Regions from separate parts of the Mus musculus genome. Here region 2 is linked to region 1. A link is a loop called in an ENCODE intact Hi-C map of the cell type or tissue named here. Cell type or tissue: heart. All regions are shown on one strand. Links, peaks and the distances in the headings refer to the core of each region. The heading gives the core; the rest is flanking DNA. Region 1 overlaps Nexn (nexilin). Region 2 holds the start of Zzz3 (zinc finger, ZZ domain containing 3).

Region 1 (9,221 bases), core at 2,459-6,458:
GCTGTCAAACCGTGGGCACGTGGGACCAAAGCCTGAGTGTATAGAAGTCTCTGGGTGTCTTCATTGTGGAGCCAGAGCATCTTGGTTTCCTGTATCAGTCAGAGGAAAATGACTTCACCCACTAACAATCGCATGTTTCTCTTCTTACTTGACCAATCTGGTCCACATCACTTGTATACTTTCTGTCCTGGTCTTTCTCCTGTTTTTATAATTACATTTGAAGTTGTTACTTTTTTTTCTTCTTTTTTCTTTGTTTTTTTCAAGACAGGGTTTCTCTGTATAGCCCTGGCTGTCCTGAAATTCATTTTGTAGACCAGGCTGGCCTCGAACTCAGAAATCAAGCCTGCCTCTGCCTCCCAAATACTGGGATTAAAGGCATGTGCCACCACCATCCGGCATTACTTTTTAAGATATTCACTGTGTAGTGAGGCTTATTTTGTGGTAGTGTATTTTTTTTGTGTGTGTGTACATTTTGACTCCATGTATGTGTGTGCACTGTGTGCCTACAGTGTCCACACAGGCCAGGAGAAGGAGTCAAAACCCCTGGAACTGATCCTCTACAAAAGTCGTAAGTGCTCTTGACTGCTTTAGCCCTTCAGTATACATTTTGGTAATGGTGTTATCGTAGGCATGGAAATCAGTGCCTTGTACATCCATGGCTTGTTACCAGGTTGGTGCCTGTGGCAGTGTGCTTTCTACACTCTAGAATGGGTGGATTTAAACTGAGAAATGTTCGTTATATATCATGATTTGTATCATAAAATTCACCCACACACAGTTGAAAGCAATGAGGGAAGCTGGGTATAGTGGTGTATTTGATCCCAGCACTCGAGGCAGAAGCAGGATCTCTGAGTTCGAGGTCAGCCTGGTCTGCCCAGTAATTCCAGGACAGCCAGAGAGACAGAATAGAGATTTCCTCAAAAACAAAACAAACAACAAAAATCCTTCTTAGGTAGTGTTATGGGAGTGGGAAGAGGAAGTCACTATAAATGGACTGACGTGTGTCAGCTTGTTGCCTAGAGAAGGAAGACAGCCATGAACTGATAAACAAATGGAATGATCTTAACTATGAAACTTAGACAGCACGGGGAGAGATTTTTTAAGAGAAAGGACTTCCAGAACCTCTTGTCCTTGTCTCACTTATTTTTAGGAGTGATTCTTGTGACTCTAGAGCTTGCCCATTGTCTCAGCTTTGTCATAGTCCTCCGAGAGGAAAGCCTAGATTAGATTGGCCTGTGGCAATGTCTGTGGGTAATTATCTTATTGTTGATGCAGGAGGGTCCAGCCCACTGCAGGCAGCAGCATCCCTAAGCAGGTGGTCCTGGGCTCTATAAAAAGCCAGCGAAGCGTAAGCCCTCCCTGAGGGTCTGTGACCTGGGTGGGTAAGTCAATTTCATCCCTTCATTCCCAAGTTGCTTTCAGTCAGACCGTTTCATCACAACAACAGAGTGAAACTAGAAGAGCCGTGAAAAGCAATCAGTTCTTATCCTACCTCCCTGTACCCCACTGACTTTTTAGCCAGAATTCCAGGTTCCCCATCCCGACTCTGGCCCTCAGGCTGTCTTCCATTTTAGATAGGCAAGGAAGCCCAGAGCTCTCCAGCAGTTAGGACAGATCCGGAACTTCCCGACAACGTCCTGGCTGGCTTTTGTGATGGCTAGTGGAGTATGACCCTCCCCACTTTACTTCCTGCTATGTCAGCTGAGCGGTTAGCACAAGGCTGCTCTTGAAATAGTCTCAGTTTTCATTTAAGCTGATAGTGGATCCGACCGCAGTACTGTTTGTTATCTTGGCCTCTGTCCCCGTGCTCAGGAGCTTGCCCTGTGTCCTGGCTGGTGTATGAAACTCTAACAGCATTAATGAGCATAGCAGGTTTAGTTAACAAGGCTCCAGTGTGATAAATATACTTTGAAAAGCATTACCACCATGTAAAGGAATAATGGTGTAACAGTTACTACAGGAGAATATCAAAGTAGGCTGCAACTTAAGTTTGCTGGGGGTTGGGCTCCATCTCACAATATGCCCTAGTTTGTGTTAGCTGTGGAGTCACCTGGAAAGAGTCTCAGGTGATCTTTATCAGGTTGGTCTGTGGTTTTGTCTGTGTGAAATTGTCTTAATTGGCCTAGGAGGACCCAGGTGGTCCTGGGCTGCATAAGGAAGCTGGCTAGGAACAGTGAGAGGGAGAGATGGGGCAGTGCCCACGTGCAGCCTTTCTTTCCGGAGCTCCCACTCCCGCCCTTTTTGTGCTCCTGCGCTGCTTCCCTTCAGTGGCAGATATGAGCCAGATCGATTCTTTCCCTGCCCGCCGTGGTTTTAGTCAGGGTTTTATTGCAGCAACAGGAGGACACCAGGACGGTAAGATCCAGTTTCCTGCTTTTGAGCTGTGGTGAAGGATCTGACAGACTTTATAATGTACTTTTGCTTTCCTTTTACCAAAATACAGCCTTAGCTGTATCGTCCTAACTGGCCTTGAACCTGTGGTTCCTACCTCATTCTTCTGAAGGCTGAGCTAGACATGCGCCATCCTACCTGTTAGTCATTTTCATGAATTAAATGAGGGACGGTTATATGTAAGTTTTTCTTTTCTTTTCCTTTGATCCAGGGTCTTGTGTAGCCTGAAGCTCACAGCAGTCTTCTGCCTCAGCATCCCTAGTGCTGCAATGGCTTTGCACTTGCTATAGCTGACTATGTTTTTATACAAGTGAAAATTGATAAACATTTATCCTTAAACTTTATGAAGTTCAAAACAAATTCATTGTTTCTTTCAAAGACTTAGGTTTTAACGTTTAACACTTATTTAACATTTATTTACATACTTAACTTTTTCATTTAAAAGTTCCAACAAAGCCATTCCTGGCAGTAGACACTGTGATCTCACATTGGGGAGGATGCAGCAAGAGGATTGTAAATTACAAACCAGGACAGGCCTAATCTACAAAGAGAGTTCTAAGCCAGCCAGTGCTACAAAGTGAGACCTTAAAAAAAAAAAAAAAAAGGAAAGAAATAGAAAGAGGCTGGAGAGATGGCTCAGCGGTTAGGAGAACTGACTGCTCTTCTAGAGGTCCTGAGTTCAGTTTCCAGCAACCACATGGTGGCTCACAACCATCTGAAATGAGATCTGATGCTCTCTTCTGGTGTCTCTGAAGAAGGCTACAGTATACTCACATAAATAAATAAATCTTAAAAAAAAAAAAGAAAAGAAAAAAAGTGGGGTGGGGTGGGAGGAGAAGTCAGAGGCCAGCCCTCATCCCTGCATCTGTGCACCAGAGGGAGGGGGGAGGCAGGGAGCCAGGGAGGTAGGGGCCTAAGACAAAGAATTTACTTGAATTCAGTGAAGAGAACCTGCCTGGCTGCCACTGTCTGGACAGTTTTGCTCTCCTGAGATTATGTAACAATACGATCACCATTTGATTTCAGATTTGTTTTGCACATTGTTTGCTGCTGAAATGCTTTGGTTGCATATGTAAAATGTGAAGGAAGACAGGGGAAAAGGAGAGGCTAACCACAGGTCTGAGGACAAGTTATTCCAGGGAGGGGAAGAGGGCAGCTTGGTGGTTGAGTTCATACATGTGAAGCCCTGAGTTCATACAGCCTGGGAAACAATGAGCTGAGAGCTGGAAAGACTGTTCAGTTAGTGTGCAAGCATGTGCAAGCGTGTGCAAGCCTGAAGGCCAGTGTTCAAATCTCCAGAGCCCAAATAAAGCTATGGTAGATCTTGGCATCAGTACCCCCAAAACTCCTAAAGGGAGACGGGAAGCAGACAAGGCAAGCCCATCCTTGAAGCTCATGGGCCAGGGAGTATATGGCACATGCAGCAGCCAGCCAGAAAACCCACCTTAAACAAAGTAGAGGTGAGGACTGCCCGAGGACCTGTCCTCTGACACACACGTGCATGGCACACACAAGACTGAATTCAAAGTTACAAATATATACACACGCAGAATAAGGTCTATAAGAAGTGTTAAACCTAGCGTGCTGACCAGTTCTGTTCTGAAGGTTTCTTTTCTTGCTGTGTCCGAGAACCGTACCAGCACAGCAAGTGAGAGATGCCTGGGACCTGCCACATGCTTGCGGGGAACTGAACCTGGGTCCTCTGGAAGGGCAGCTGAGCCATTTCTGCAGCTCTTGTCCTTGACTGTTCAAGGGCTTTGCCTGGGATTACATTCAGAACTTCACAGGATGGCATTGTTATGCTGCTGCTGCCCCCATATGGCAGCTATAGATATTGCACCTGGCTGTTCAGAGTGCAAAAGTCACTTTAACAGTAGAGTCAGAAAGACTTCTATGAGCCGGGCGTGGTGGCGCACGCCTTTAATCCCAGCACTCGGGAGGCAGAGGCAGGCGGATTTCTGAGTTCGAGGCCAGCCTGGTCTACAAAGTGAGCTCCAGGACAGCCAGGGCTATACAGAGAAACCCTGTCTCGAAAAACCAAAAAACCCAAAAAAAAAAAAAAAAAAAAAAAAAAAGACTTCTATGCTCCTAGATAGAAAGTCATCTGGTATTCAGTTACTGGGTTACAAAATGAGTTTAAGCAAATTTTCCTTTAGCATTCTAAATATAATGAGATCTTAGCCTAAATCTTTACTTTCTAGAATGGGAATTGACTTGATTTGATAGCGTGCTCTTTTTCTTTAAGTTCAGTGACTCTCAAAAGGTGGTCTCAGGACCTGTTCCGTATGGCTAAGGACATCCATCACCCTTATGCAGTTATGCAACCTGTGTGAGGTCATGTTTTCTCTATAAATTTCGATTAAGATGACATGTCGTAGTATTTTGAATGTAGAAGCAGATATAAGAATGTATTCTCTTGTTAGGCCAGATATAAAAGAGGTTTTCAAACCTATGCCCACACTCATACACAAATAAGTGAATAAATACTTTTAATGAGACCCTTATATTTTTTATAGCTATACTGTATCCTATTAGACTTTCGGATCTGTGAGAGCGTCTCCTGTTTGTCACTGTATAATAGAACCATGGAAATATCCTAACAGACTATAGAAAGATGCTCGGAGAACACTTCTGAATTGATACATATATTAGTTTGAAGATTTATTTTATATGTCTAGGCATTTTGCCTACACATGCATGTCTGTATTCCACATGCATTTGGCCTATACATGCATGTCTGTGCACCACATGCATGCTTGGTGTTTGCAGAAATTAGAAAAGGGCGTTGGAGCCTCTGGAACTATAGTTAACAGATAGGCCGAAATCAGCCAGGCAGGTGCTGGGAAGTGAACCCAGGTCCTCTGTAGCCACAGACAGTGTATGAGTGCTGAACCAGCTCTTCAGGATCCATGTTTATCTGTTTTACCTTGCTTTTAGAGATCACTGTGAGTGGGAGTAGGGTGTGCTTTAGTGTGTGTGTGAGGGCCAGAAGATGACCATCTGGTGTCAGGTCTCTTTCCCATGGGGCACTATGCTACCAGTACCCTCAGGAATAGACCCTAGGGGGAAAAGAAAGACAGAGAGGAAGGGCTGTGCTAGAACCTGGGTGAGAGCAGACTCCTGACTCTTGAGACTCAGAGCAAAAGAATCATTGCCAAGCACTACTGTGGAACTTTAAAACTCTACCAAGAATGTATAAAGTTATTATTCTGATAATTTGTAGTAGTTAAACATGTCACAGAAGCTAAATTAGAATATTTTCCCTATAGCAGAGATGGTAACTATGTTTTCATTGAACCTTGGCACCGATTGAAAAGGAGTTGATAATTTTAAAACAGTTGCCAAAGTTCTGGAGAAAAGTGAATTGTTGAATGGATACTATCAGTGTTATAGGCCATCTATGAATACTGTGAGCTAGAAAACCCGTGAACTGGTAAGCATAGTTATGCTGCAATAAGCGCCTCTGCACTAGAAAGCAAGTCCCTGCTCGGGGACGTATTTGTTGGCTGGTACTATACAGAAGCTCAAAGAGGAAGATGGTAAAAATGAGACAAAGACTGTCACAACTACCTCACTGTTGAGATGTGATTATTGTACCAAAATGTTGTGCATGATTGATGCATGATATTTGGAATTTGAGGTTTCCAAAAGATTGATTTAAAAGTCCTGCTCAGGTAGTTTATAGTGAGAATGGAAACAGGGGGCTCTAGAGATGACTCAGGCAGTGAATCATTTGCTGAACAAATGTGAAGGCTTGAGTTTCGATCCCTAGCACCCACATAAAAAGTTGAGCGCACAGACATCTGCAAACCCAGCACTGGGGAGAGAAGCAGGTGGGTTCCTGGAGTTCACTGGCTAGCCAGCCTTGCGAAGTCAGTGAGCTCTGAGTTCAATAAAAGACTGTCTCTACCTCTAAACTTAGACATGTGTGCATGTGAGTACATAGGTGCATGCACAAACAAGCACGCATGCTACATGTGCCCCGGGACGCCCACGAAGATGCTAGAAATTGAACAAGAAAAGGTCTTTCAGGCTTGTCAGTTTTTGCATGAATGCTGAAAGCTTTCTCTGATGGAATTTATTTTAACTATAGTGGGAAGGAAGCTCCAGAGAGCACCTGATCCCCTGCAACCTTGGCAGGGAGCATAAAGTGCGCTGGGTCTGGGAATAAGAGCAGTACAGACTATGAGTGCACAATGGGGCCACTAGCTATATATGCTGCTCCCCAGTTCTGCCCGAGAGCTGGTTCAAATCTTATGAGACAGAAAGAAAGTAGACTGACTACTTGTTTCAAGGCATTTACTAAGATCAGGACATAGGGGCAGTGCCTGTCTCTTCGGGGCTCCATTCTTTAGCATCTACCAGAGAGAGCCTCACACACAGTAGGTGCTTAACAAGCACTGTGTAATGAATGCAGTCCTCTGTTTTTATACTATCAATGAAGGATGATTATATTGTGGGGGTGGTGCCTACACCTTTAATCCCAGCATTCAGGTGGTAGACTGGAGGGAATGGAAAGTTCTAGGCCAGCCTTTGCTACATAGTGAGACCTTATCTCTAACACAGAACAAAATAACTCTCCCCCAAAGCAACAAAGACTACAGGCACCTTCCTAAAGAAGATGTGCACGTGGAAAGTGCGCATGTGGGAAAACGTATAGTATGTTATCAGAAAAATGCCAACTAAGACGAGATAGCGTTCAGCACAACAATAACCATAACCCAGAACTGGGCATCAAGTGAGAGGCAAGAGTGGACCAACCCAGATTCTCCTCCATTGCTAGTGGGACGCAACCACTTGCCCCACTTTGAGAGTCAGTTTGTTCTTTGACTGTGCTAAACACACTTTCTGGTTAGTGCTGTAGTTTTGTTTTTTGAGATGGGGTTTCTCTATGTAGCCCTAGCTGTCCTGGCAAGCCTCAAACTCAGAAATCTGTCTGTTTCTACCTCCCGAGTGCTAGGATTAAAGATGTTCACCATCACCCAGCTGCTAAACACAGTCTTACAATGTGATCCAGCAATCATGACTTGGTATTTATTCTGAGGGATTTGAAAAGTATTGCTATTTAAAGGCCTGCATGTTGATGTTTAACATCAGTTTTGGGTTGGGTTTTTTTTTTTTTGTTGTTTGTTTTTTGTTTTTTGTAAGAGATGTAACCAAAATCTTTTTCGTTGGGTGAAGGGATCCACATACAATGAGCTGTTATTCAGTGTAACTAAAGATTACACCACCACCACCATCACAACCATTGGCTTGAAAGGGACATTTTTAAAGGCTCTATTATGATCAAAGTGTGTTCATATTTAAAAGAGTCGGATTACAGGAAACAAAAAGGATGAATTTAAATGAAGCTTGGTCAAACTATTCTCAAGCTATCTGGTGCTTATAGTATAGTCTACTGAGTAAGTCCACAGTACACATTTGCCAGGTGCCTTTGAGGGCTCCTTAAGCTCTTCAGGACTATATACACTTTCCTGGGCTTTTTAAACCATGAACCTTTTATTCTCTGTATATAGTCTTAAAGGAGCTGAAGATTATCACAACTACTTATTTGAACTTCTGAAGTGAAATACAAAATTTATATATTCCTATATAAATATATTAAAATTTAAAATATAAATTACACATATATGTATCTATACAATTTACAATATTACAATATATACAAATTGTATCTTTAAAAGCTTATATTGATAAAATATATCAAAGGGAAGGTCATTAAAATTCATATACAATATTGTCTTATTTATTTATGGTTTTTCGAGACAGGGTTTCTCTGTGTATCCCTGGCTGTCCTGGAACTCACTTTGTAGACCAGGCTGGCCTTGAACTCAGAAATCCACCTGCCTCTGCTTCCCAAGTGCTGGGCTTAAAGGCGTGTGTGCCACCACGCCCGGCTTTATTGTCTTTTGTTTGTCTGAGACAGGGTTTCACTCTGTAGCTCTGGCTGGCCTGAAGCTTTCCATGCAGACCAATTTGGCATTAAATTCAAAGAGATCTGCCTGTCTCTGCCTTCCAAGTGCTAGGAATAAAGGTGTGTGTGCTACCACACTTAGCAACATCATCATCATCATTATTATTATTTTCAGGTACAAAAATATACAAGGCTTCAGCCCCAAACCACATAACCACATATAGCAAACATGAATGACGTTTCGCAAAAGGCAGAGGTAAGTAAATCTCTCTCTCTCTCTCTCTCTCTCTCTCTCTCTCTCTCTGTGTGTGTGTGTGTGTGTGTGTGTGTGTGTGTAAGTGGGGTGGAGAGAGGCAGGAAGAGACTTGGAAAGGGAGGAAGAGCTGTAATGTAATAATACATGTTTAACTGGGGATTGTGGGAATGGTCACAGTTAGGTGTTTGTAACCTTATTACAAATATCAAGATGCACAAAGAGAGAAGATTCAGTTTGTACACGGTTGTGGGTCACTACTTGATCTGGGTTCTGAATCTCTGCAAGGCTGCAGTGGTCTTAGAAATGACTCCTTCAATGCTGTGTTAATGAGGCTTGAACCTTTGGAGGTGATAATTCAGTTTTTTTTTTTTAAGATTTATTTATTTATTATATGTAAGTACACTGTAGCTGTCTTCAGACACTCCAGAAGAGGGAGTCAGATCTCATTACGGGTGGTTGTGAGCCACCATGTGGTTGCTGGGATTTGAACTCCAGACCTTCGGAAGAGCAGTCGGGTGCTCTTACCCGCTGAGCCATCTCACCAGCCCGATAATTCAGTTTTAGGAGGAGGACTCTTAGCATCTTCTAAAAACTGCAGTAGGAGTCCTCTCTTTTCCCCTTTCAGTTTCTTGGCTATGGTTACTGAGAATTGAGAGATCC
Region 2 (9,221 bases), core at 2,556-6,555, 140 kb before region 1:
AAGCTCTGCCTCAAAACACAAGAGGGCAGGAAGAGGTAAAAACTGAATTACAGTGCAGTAGGGTGCTTCCCTAGCCTGCCTGAGGTCCTAGGTCCAATCCCCAGTGTTGCACGAAGCGGGAGGAGCAGGACTAAGTAACCAGCTTGACCTGTCCTGCAACAGTGCGGTCCGCAGGGAAAGGTACAGAACTCACTTATCCGACAGGATAGAAATCATTATACAATACTACAGGAAGGAGGCAGAAAACAACAGAAAGGTAAGAAGTGCAGTGTCAAACAAAAATGTCAAGTCCAGACAGCCAGTTTCAAAACCCAGACACACCTTTGGGACTTTGCAATGCAGACTGATACACATATACTTTTTTCTAGTATGACAGTGGTTACTGAAGTGAGCCAATTCAAGTCAGGTTAGATTCTATTAAAGGCAGGTTTATTGGGAAGCTGCTCTCAGGCAGAGTTCACTGGCCCCAAGGACTGAGGCCAGGGAACTCGCCATAGGGAAAATGGGACAGGAAGAGAGAAAGACAGAAAGGGTGCACCCACAGAGAGAAGAGGAATACCACAAAGTCTAGATGATATAGAGGAGAGCCTGGGGGAAGGCAGGTAGGGGCTGAGGGACACTGGGAGGATTTGGAGGCCAAGTCAGCTTTGCTATGTAAAATATGCACCTCAGTCCCCTGTCTAGGGGTCTGGAACCAAACAGTTACCAGAGTTTTAATTACAGAAAATTATATAAAAATGTATCACAATTATACTAAATGCTGCCCAAAACATCCTAACACTCAACTGTTACTTATAGTTTAACCCCAAACGGAACTTTTACTTGAAATCAGTTTTCTTCTTAAAGCCCCTGCAACAGCTTTTCATCATGTACTTTACTATAAAATGTACGAACAATTCAATGCAAGACACTTTTTTCCTCTTCCTTGATTCTTTTCTCAACCTCAAAGTAAATTACTTGTAAAAGACTGGTAATCTACAAAACTCACCACCAAAAACAGTTTGTAGAACAAAGTTCTTTTGTTTTTGAGGACTGGTTTCTCTGCGTAGCTGCCCTTGAACTCTATCAGTAGACTAGGTTGGCCTCATATGCAGACTCACCGGACTCCCAAGTGCTGGGTTTAAAGTCCTGCACCACCACGTCCACAGGAGATTCTCTAACCCATACAACAAACCAATCATTATTATGCAAAATTTAGGTGGATAGCTTTGCAGAAACCATTGCAAAAGTGTGACTTCCATTGCTGACTTTTGTTTTTCTCCTCTATGTATGTGACCTTGGGTTTCACTCATCACCCAGGATGGCTTTGAACTCACTATGTAGTCATTAAAGCTGTTTAGTCTAAAACTCAGTAATGCTCCTTCCTCACTCTGCATGCTGGGTGTAAAAGCATAAGCCACCATATCCAGCTCCACAGATTATGAAGGAATCCACAGAATGTCACTCACCTGCTGACCTGCAGTACAAGTGTATCTAGTGTCATCTGAAGGTGACCTATACAGCAGTCTAAGAGACATTTAGGAATTGGGTATCGTACACTCTGTATTCACAACCTTTAAAGTCAGAGGTGGAAATATTGCCAGGAGTTCAAAGCCAGTACAGTCTGCATATAGACAGCAGCCTAGCCAGGGCTATACAGTAAGAGCCTGTCCCAAAACAAATAGCCCCTCTCCCAAAAGAACAACTAACTTGTCTCTCCTACTCTTTCCTAACTGGTCAATTCAAGGTCAATGGACTTGCCTACCCTGGCCTCTCTGCATCCCTAACTTGTATAGCTCCACTGTCAGCCTATTTTCCTTTCATCTTCTCCACATTATAACTCAACATGTCTGTCCTCAATCTTCCTACCTGCACAGACTAATTTAAAAAACAAACAAGGCCGGGCGGTGGTGGCACACGCCTTTAATCCCAGCACTCGGGAGGCAGAGGCAGGCAGATTTCTGAGTTCGAGGCCAGCCTGGTCTACAGAGTGAGTTCCAGGACAGCCAGGGCTGCTAAGAGAAAAGACCACTGGAGTCATGTACAATTACTTTTTACTGCACCCTGTCTAGTAAAGAGAGAAATGGTGACTGCCGGCTGCCTCTCAAGTCTAGAGGACTAGAGGAACTAAGTTCCAGCGCAGCATGAGCTACATTGCCTGGCTTTTTGAATTTTTAAATAGAATTCTACCACTGCTATGTTTTTTCAGAGGAGTAATGACAAAAATGACACTTAGTGCTCCTAATGTAAGCAGATGTTTGTATTAACTACTGGTGTCTATCGTTCTAGTGATTGGATTAAACTACTACTCTGAGGGGCTAGAAGAGACACCTCAGCAGCTAAGAGCACTTGCTGCTGATCCTCTGGTTCCAAGCACCCACATAGCAGCGCACAACCACCGCCTGTAACTCCAGGGACTGTTGACAATCCTTTTCTGACCCTCAAGGCCTCCTTGACCACAACACTAGGGCACATACACATAAAATAAGCATCTTTTTAAAACTCAGGGTCAAAATTTTAAAAGAACTAACATCCATAGGCATGTTTTTGGTTTAGAATGCATAATTGGTACTTACATAAGCATTAAAAATTATAAAGCTGATGTTTCCTTAAATCTTTGTTTTAAAAGAACTTTCTGTGTGCAAAGCTACCAGCACCCTAGAACATTTCCACTGCAAAAACAAACAAAAGCTCTATTATTGGAGCTATTAGATACTTTCACCAAGTTATCTACACTTGAGTCCTGACAACAGATCTAACACTATATAATTTTATCTAGTGGATAATTTGCTGCTTGTAAATGCTATGAAAGTTTATTACCAAATCAGCCCTCCAACTTAGCCCTGACAACTTAGGACAAAGCACGGACCACAAAATGATCAGGTTCAGGGTAGAAAACTGAGAAGTTTGTAAAACAGAATAAAGAGCATTTTACTCTCCCTTTCTGTAGGTAGTAAGTACACTTTTGTAGTTTCAAAGAGACAGACAGTGGTTAAGAGTGCTTGCTGCTCTGTCTTGCGGTCCAAAGTTCAGACCCCTTACTCTGAACAGTTTAGAAAGTCCTGTAATACTGATCCTGGGGATCAGACACCCTCTTCTGGCTTCCAGAGAGCTGAGCACATACAATATCCAAGATACACAGGCACATAATAAGTAAATGATAAAAAATTTAAAATGGTATGTGCTGGCTGTGATAACAAATGCCATGAATCCGGGCCCACCTAGTCAGTTTTAGAGTATCCGGGGATACAGATAGTATGCCTGTCTCAGAGCGAGGGGTGGGGCGGACAGGATAACTATGAATGAATTATCTATCTAGTTTCCCGATTGTGTAGCTTCCATACTTTTGAATACAAAGAAATGAAAACAAATATGGTAAACTGACTTGTGAGTGGCTGTTCTAAGTAGAAAAAAGTGATTGACTCATGAAGACACTTATGACCGACCTCAAATTTAAGAAGTAGCGGGATTTTTCGTTAAAACAAACCCACTACTATTTTCTGCAAAACAAAACCGGCACCCCAGAATACCAAAAATGGTAGCCCCAATCCCTACCGACGTGAGTTTATCAGCATGTACAGAACAAGGATTGTATTCTGACCTCGGGTACTGTCAGGGGTGAGGGGGCCTCCCAAACACTGCCAAAAGTTACTGTCAGCAGCCAGGGTGACGAGGAGAACTTCCCAATAGACAAGTGGGTGGCTAAATGACGCCCGGACACGAGAGATGCTATGCGTTCTGTTGGGAGACTGGGGGAAGATTCTGCAGCCACAGGCGACAGGAAAGTGGAGCTGTCTGCAGAGAGGGTAACTGGGCAGAGGGGGCGGCGGCGGGCGGGGCGGGCTGGCAGCGGCCTCCGGGCCGGCGAGCGAGCGCCGGGCAGCGGCCGGCGGGGAGGTCTCCGCAGGTGGCGGGCGCCCGGGGGCGGGAGGAGCGCGGCGCGCGACAGCCGCTCTGCACCGCCGCAGGCGACGGCGAGGCGCGCGCACGAAGGCTCCCGGCGCCCGGGCGCGCGCCCCGGCCCCTCCCCGACAACTTGCCTGCAGGAAAAGAGTTACTGGTCCCAGGGCCCCGAGAACCCGGGGCTCCGCCATCCAGCGCAACCGCTCTGCCAACCAGGTCCCGCGAGAGTCCGGAGATCTCGCGATACCGACCCGCTGGCATCTCGCGGGCGGGCGTGCGCTGGAGCCAACATGGCGGCGTGGGGGAAGCTAATCACTACTTCGGGACTTTGAACGTGTGGTTCGTCCTCGCACTGGGAGGCCGCGGGCAAACGGGAGGAGAGGCAAGCCTTCCCCGCCCTGGATTCCTCCTCTGAGTCGTCTGAGGGGAGAAGGAAAGGCGGGACGCCAAACTCAGCCCTCTGCCGCCCTCCGGACGCCACGGAGGACCGCGCTAGCCCTCAGCCGGCCTGGCCTCCGGTCACGTGGCCGTCACGTGAGCCCCGCGCGCGCGCCCGGCGCCTCCGCAGGCCTCCCCGCCCCCTCAGCCGCGAACGCGCGCGCCCGGCCCACGTGGGGGCGCCGCCGCCGCCGCCGCCTCGGCCACCCCCTCCCGGCGCTCGCTCGCTCTGAAGGGCTCCGGCCCCGCGCGCGCCTTTCCCTCCGCGCTCCGCTCCCGCCCCTGCGCCGGCCCCGCCACGCGCCCCGGGGATCCCGCTTACCTCTCGCGTGGGGCGGGCCGCTCCGGGAGGCGCCGCCCGCGTGGCCGCCGTCGGCCGCCGCACTGGCTCCAGCGCCCTCCGCCGCAGGAAGCGCCACAGCGGCGCCGCGGCGCTTCCAGGTGGGTCCCCGCCTCCCGCTCCTCCACTTCCCGCAGCAGCGGCGGCTCCTTCCGGTCCCCTCCTTCCTCGGCTCTGAGACGCTGGGAGCCGGGCGCTCGGCGCGCCACCTACTGGTGGCCGCGGCCGCTGCAGCGATCCCGACCCGGCCGGCCGGCGGGCGGGAGGATTCACCGGCCCAGCCCGCTGCGTGCTGTGATCCGCTCTACCTTCCCGGAGAGGCTCCCCGCCCGCGTCCCGACCTTGCCTGGCCCCGCGGCGCTTTCCGCACGACGCCCCGGACTGCCGCGCCAGCCGCCGCCCGCTCAGTACGCAGGCGCCCACCTCTCCAGCCTTTGCTCACCTCCCTCCCTAGGGCAGGACTCTTCCCCAGCTCCACCGCGACTCGTCGGCAGTCCCACCAGAGTACACCTTCTCCACCGCTTTTATTTTCCGTACCTTTAAACAGCACTACCCGCCAAGAATGAAGTCTCTTTAAAGGCAGGGCGTCTTTTCTCTTAGCTTTTGCCCACAGTTGTGTCCAGCACCAAGTATGGCTCAACCCATAGTGAAAACTGGTTATTTATGTAGCTCAGCGTGTGCTTACCGGAACTACGTGAAGCTCTGAGTTCAATCCATAACACCGCCCTTTCAAATATACAGTATTAGCAGTGCAGCAAAGTAATGCCCGCCTTCAGTTACAGGGATAAGTATTTCCTCTGGGTTGATAGCACCATAGGCCACCACTTCTGAGCTGTGGGGACGCTCATGCAACCCTTTGGCTATTAGATTGTGTTCCAAAAAATACCAAGTCCACTGGTAGAATCCATTAACTGGGGCTCTTCGCAACTGTGCAGTATGGCTTCAGTGCCTTTCTTTGTTTTCCTTAGCTGGAGCAGTTTTGTTTTTCCAAGGAAGTGGGTAAGTGTGGTTTCTTTTCAATTGCTCGTAAGTTATTAGATCATAGAAGTGGACTTGTATTTGGTTGTCTCCAATTCAACTCAGAGTAATATCTGCTCCAAAATAAAGAATACCAATTATAGTTATACTGACTATCACACCTGCCATCTTGTGTCTTAGAGACACTGCTCTCCATTGCCTTAATTTTCCTAGTAGTGGGGTCTATAAGGCCTCACCACAGCACACCCTCCCATGGTTTTTATTGAACTGTGTTGGACTTGCAATAGGCAGAGATATAAAAATAACACGATTTCCCAGCCAGGCAATATGCTACCTGCATAGGCTAGCTACTATTGGGATGGTCAGAATTTATCTGCTGCTGGGAGCATTGTCTAGCCACACACACACACACACACACACACACACACGCACGCACGCACGCACGCACGCACGCACGCGCGCGCCATTATTGGACTGTCATCCGTTTCCAAGAGAACGATGGTTGTAACGATAAAGGTCCCCACAGGTTTACTTTCCCTTTCTCTTCCGTGGGAATGGTACCACCGCACTAATACGCAAACGTTTTGTTTTGTTGGTTTTTCGAGAGAGGGTTTCTCTGTGTAGCCCATGCTGGCCTGGAACTCACTTTGTAGACCAGGCTGGCCTCAAAATCAAAAATCTGCCTGCCTCTGCCTCCCGAGTGCTGGGAGTAAAGGCGTGCACCACCACCACCCGGCACTAATATGTAAACATAAGAGAGAAACCCAACCCATGGCCTTGCTAACATTTGTTGGCAAAACAGGCATTGCGATTTGAAGCTTGTTTTCGCTGAGGCAAGCTTCTATAGTCAAGGCTGATCTACAATACTCTCCCTGCCCTTCCCTCCATCCGTGTGTGTGTGTGTGTGTGTGTGTGTGTGTGTGTATACATCCTAGAACTCTTCATTTCCTGCCTCTGCCTCACAGTACTGGAATTATAGGCTACGAAGCAAGTTTGAGGCCAGCCTGAGTCACATGAAGTTTTGAAGAGAAAGAGTTAAGAGAGAACACTCCACTGAGCTATAAGCACTCCTACTCACAGGTTGAAAAACACTTGAATAAGTCTCTTAGAAGGAATGTTAGCGTTGAAGTATATATATCTCAGTGATAAAAAGCATTGTGGTTGTTAGCTTTGATCCTTATAACAAAATAAGAAAAGCAAGGGACAGATTTATTTTGCTCAAGTTTTAGCCCATGGTCAACTGACTCCATTGCTTTTAGACCTGTAACAAGGCAGAACATGATGGCAGAAAAAAGCTGTTCAGCCTCAGGGAGCAACTAGGAGGCACAAAGATACGCAGGTCAGGGACAAGATGCAGCCTGTGGATGAGGCTGACATCCTCAGGTGCAGCCACCTCACAACACCCCCAGGTGGTGGTGTTTCGACACAGGATATATTTCATATCCAAACTAAAGTAAGATAGTGTTCAGCATGTGTAACATCCGACATCAGGATGAGTGAGGGTGCTAGAGTTAGAAAATCACCATTTTTAAATGCACAGTTGATAAGTTTTATTTATAGTTAGCTGTTGTTTTGGGACGGTCTTGTTCTACAGCCCACAAACTTAGGTTCCTCCAGCCAAGCCTACCAGGTACTGGGAGACAGATGCCAACCACCATGCTGCCATTCTGAAACAGTTTAATAAACGTTATTATAGCAAATAACTTCCTAGCTTATGCTTTCAAATAAGATATAATGAAAGGCATTAATACTAACAGACTTTACACCTTTTTTAAAAAGTCTATCAAATAAATTCAACATTCAGTTTATACATTTTAGAATTATTTTTATTGAATGAGTTTTAACAACATTGCAAAGTCACCATGAATGCTGTCCCTCAGTCACCTGCATGTTTGTAGTTGCATATAGTTGAGCTTTTGACATCACATGATCAAGCAAACAGCAGTGAATACTCTATTATTCAAAAAGACTTTATGCATTTCATTAAAAAATCATTTTGCAAGTGGTTTCAGCTTTATCAACAATCTCATTTGACACATTCCATACTTCATGCTCTCAAAATAGAAGTGGCCTAAAACTAAGGGGTATTTTCTTGTTACTAACATTAATGAATACCATTCAGGTCTACAGAACTAAAGTTTAACATTTTACATTATAAGCAGCAATAATTTACTGATATCTGGTAACAAATTCCACTAAAAATGAATACATCCCGTTACATTCAAAAAAGACATTTTGTAAATTGTAATATGCAGTTTTATATGCTGCAGTGCAAAAGCAGTAACACCCACCCACCTGATGTTTCCTGAGCGTTAGGAAATTAACAATGTGCTGACCACCACTCTCGGATTTAACATAGGTTCATTACTATGCAAATTCATGTCAAAATATACAATTAAATTAGCTTTTTGGAGAAATGAAAAAGCTTAGCCAGTTATGATTGGTTAGAGTAATAAGAACATTATCGAAGCCAAAGTATTTACAGTGCTACAAAGGGTTTGCTGGATCTGCCTGTAGAACAAAGGTCAGAGAACCTAGTTACCAACTGTCCCTTTTCTTTCAAAACAGTACACTGAAAGATATTCTGGTAAGCTACTTAGCATTAAATATACCAACTTATATAACATTTTAATATACCCTTCCATAATGCCCAGTACAAAGGAATAAATGAGAAAAAAGGATGAAAATCAAGAGAATCAACATGCTTTGCGGAATGTTTTGAATGTGTGTGCATCAAGTGAGAATAACTTCTCATTAGAGCTCTGTGTCCTCAGAACTACAAAGAGCGAGTTTCTACTTCAATCTTTTCCTCTGCTTGGAGTACATCAGGGTCAACATGAACAACTGGAGGTCGGAGGATAACTTCAGGCCCCCCACCATATATAGACTGCAGGAAATTCCATGTTTCTTCTGAAATTTGACCAGAGTCTGCTCCTAAAATTGTATGTATGCAAAAAGAATGATATTTACAAACATGAATCTTAATATAGCTTTTACAGTATATCCAACAGAGAAATCCTCTATGGAGGACTGAGAATTCTGAAACCTTCAGATTATCAGCTTGTATGCTATAAAAAACAATATGGAGACGGTTTCCAAATGTCTAGAGATCCATTTTCCAAGCTCCAACAACCCTAAAACCTTCCTAAAAATAAGAAATTTTTACCCTTTCTGTTACTGTAAGCCTGACCATTTCTGAACTAGGTAAATAAATTACATAATAGCTGGTTATTTTTTTTTTAATCAATAAGAACTCATTAACAAAAGTTTCAATATTAAAGCATGATGGTATACACCAGTAATACCAACAGTTGGGAAGAAAAGACAGAATCACAAGTTAAACCTCTCCGCTGCATTCAAGGACAGCCTAGAGGCCATGCTACCGTGTCTCAGGACAAAGCAATCCTGTGTGTCTTAAACTTACCTTGCTTGAGCATCACACTGCCACATTTAGTAACCGCAATTTTAGTGTTGTCGATTGGACCTGGGGGATCTAAGTCAAAAGGATAAAAAGATTATAACATGTCCACTTCCAAATGCAGCAAAGAACTACATGGCTTTATACCTGAAATTACGGAGAACT

What was found. A loop is a pair of places that touch in the nucleus more often than their neighbours do. Peaks named below come from ENCODE experiments on the same cell type or tissue, not always from the same donor. Only the 100,000 strongest peaks of a DNase experiment are listed, where the experiment ranks them.
Region 2: a loop joins it to region 1, with 3 times the contacts of the local background. A loop is called at or near these places in 1 of 42 quality-filtered maps.

Annotation. Positions count from the first base shown.
Region 1 is chr3:152,254,625-152,263,845 of GRCm38, reverse strand. It overlaps Nexn (nexilin), which reads left to right. Exons shown (of 14, transcript NM_001357206.1): 2 at 8,481-8,561. The coding sequence starts at 8,535. Among named protein-coding and RNA genes, the nearest start is that of Nexn, 6.6 kb to the left of the region's middle. In heart, for the core only: a CTCF peak has its summit at 4,208; a DNase peak (open chromatin) is centred at 4,165; H3K4me3 peaks cover 411 bases; H3K27ac peaks cover 1,251 bases.
Region 2 is chr3:152,391,560-152,400,780 of GRCm38, reverse strand. Zzz3 (zinc finger, ZZ domain containing 3) reads right to left here and starts at 4,778. Exons shown (of 14, transcript NM_001080755.2): 1 at 4,643-4,778. It overlaps Usp33 (ubiquitin specific peptidase 33), which reads right to left. Exons shown (of 24, transcript NM_133247.3): 23 at 9,063-9,131; 24 at 7,164-8,572. The coding sequence ends at 8,415. In heart, for the core only: a CTCF peak has its summit at 4,880 (motif pointing left); DNase peaks (open chromatin) are centred at 4,140, 4,410 and 4,800; H3K4me3 peaks cover 3,355 bases; H3K27ac peaks cover 2,751 bases.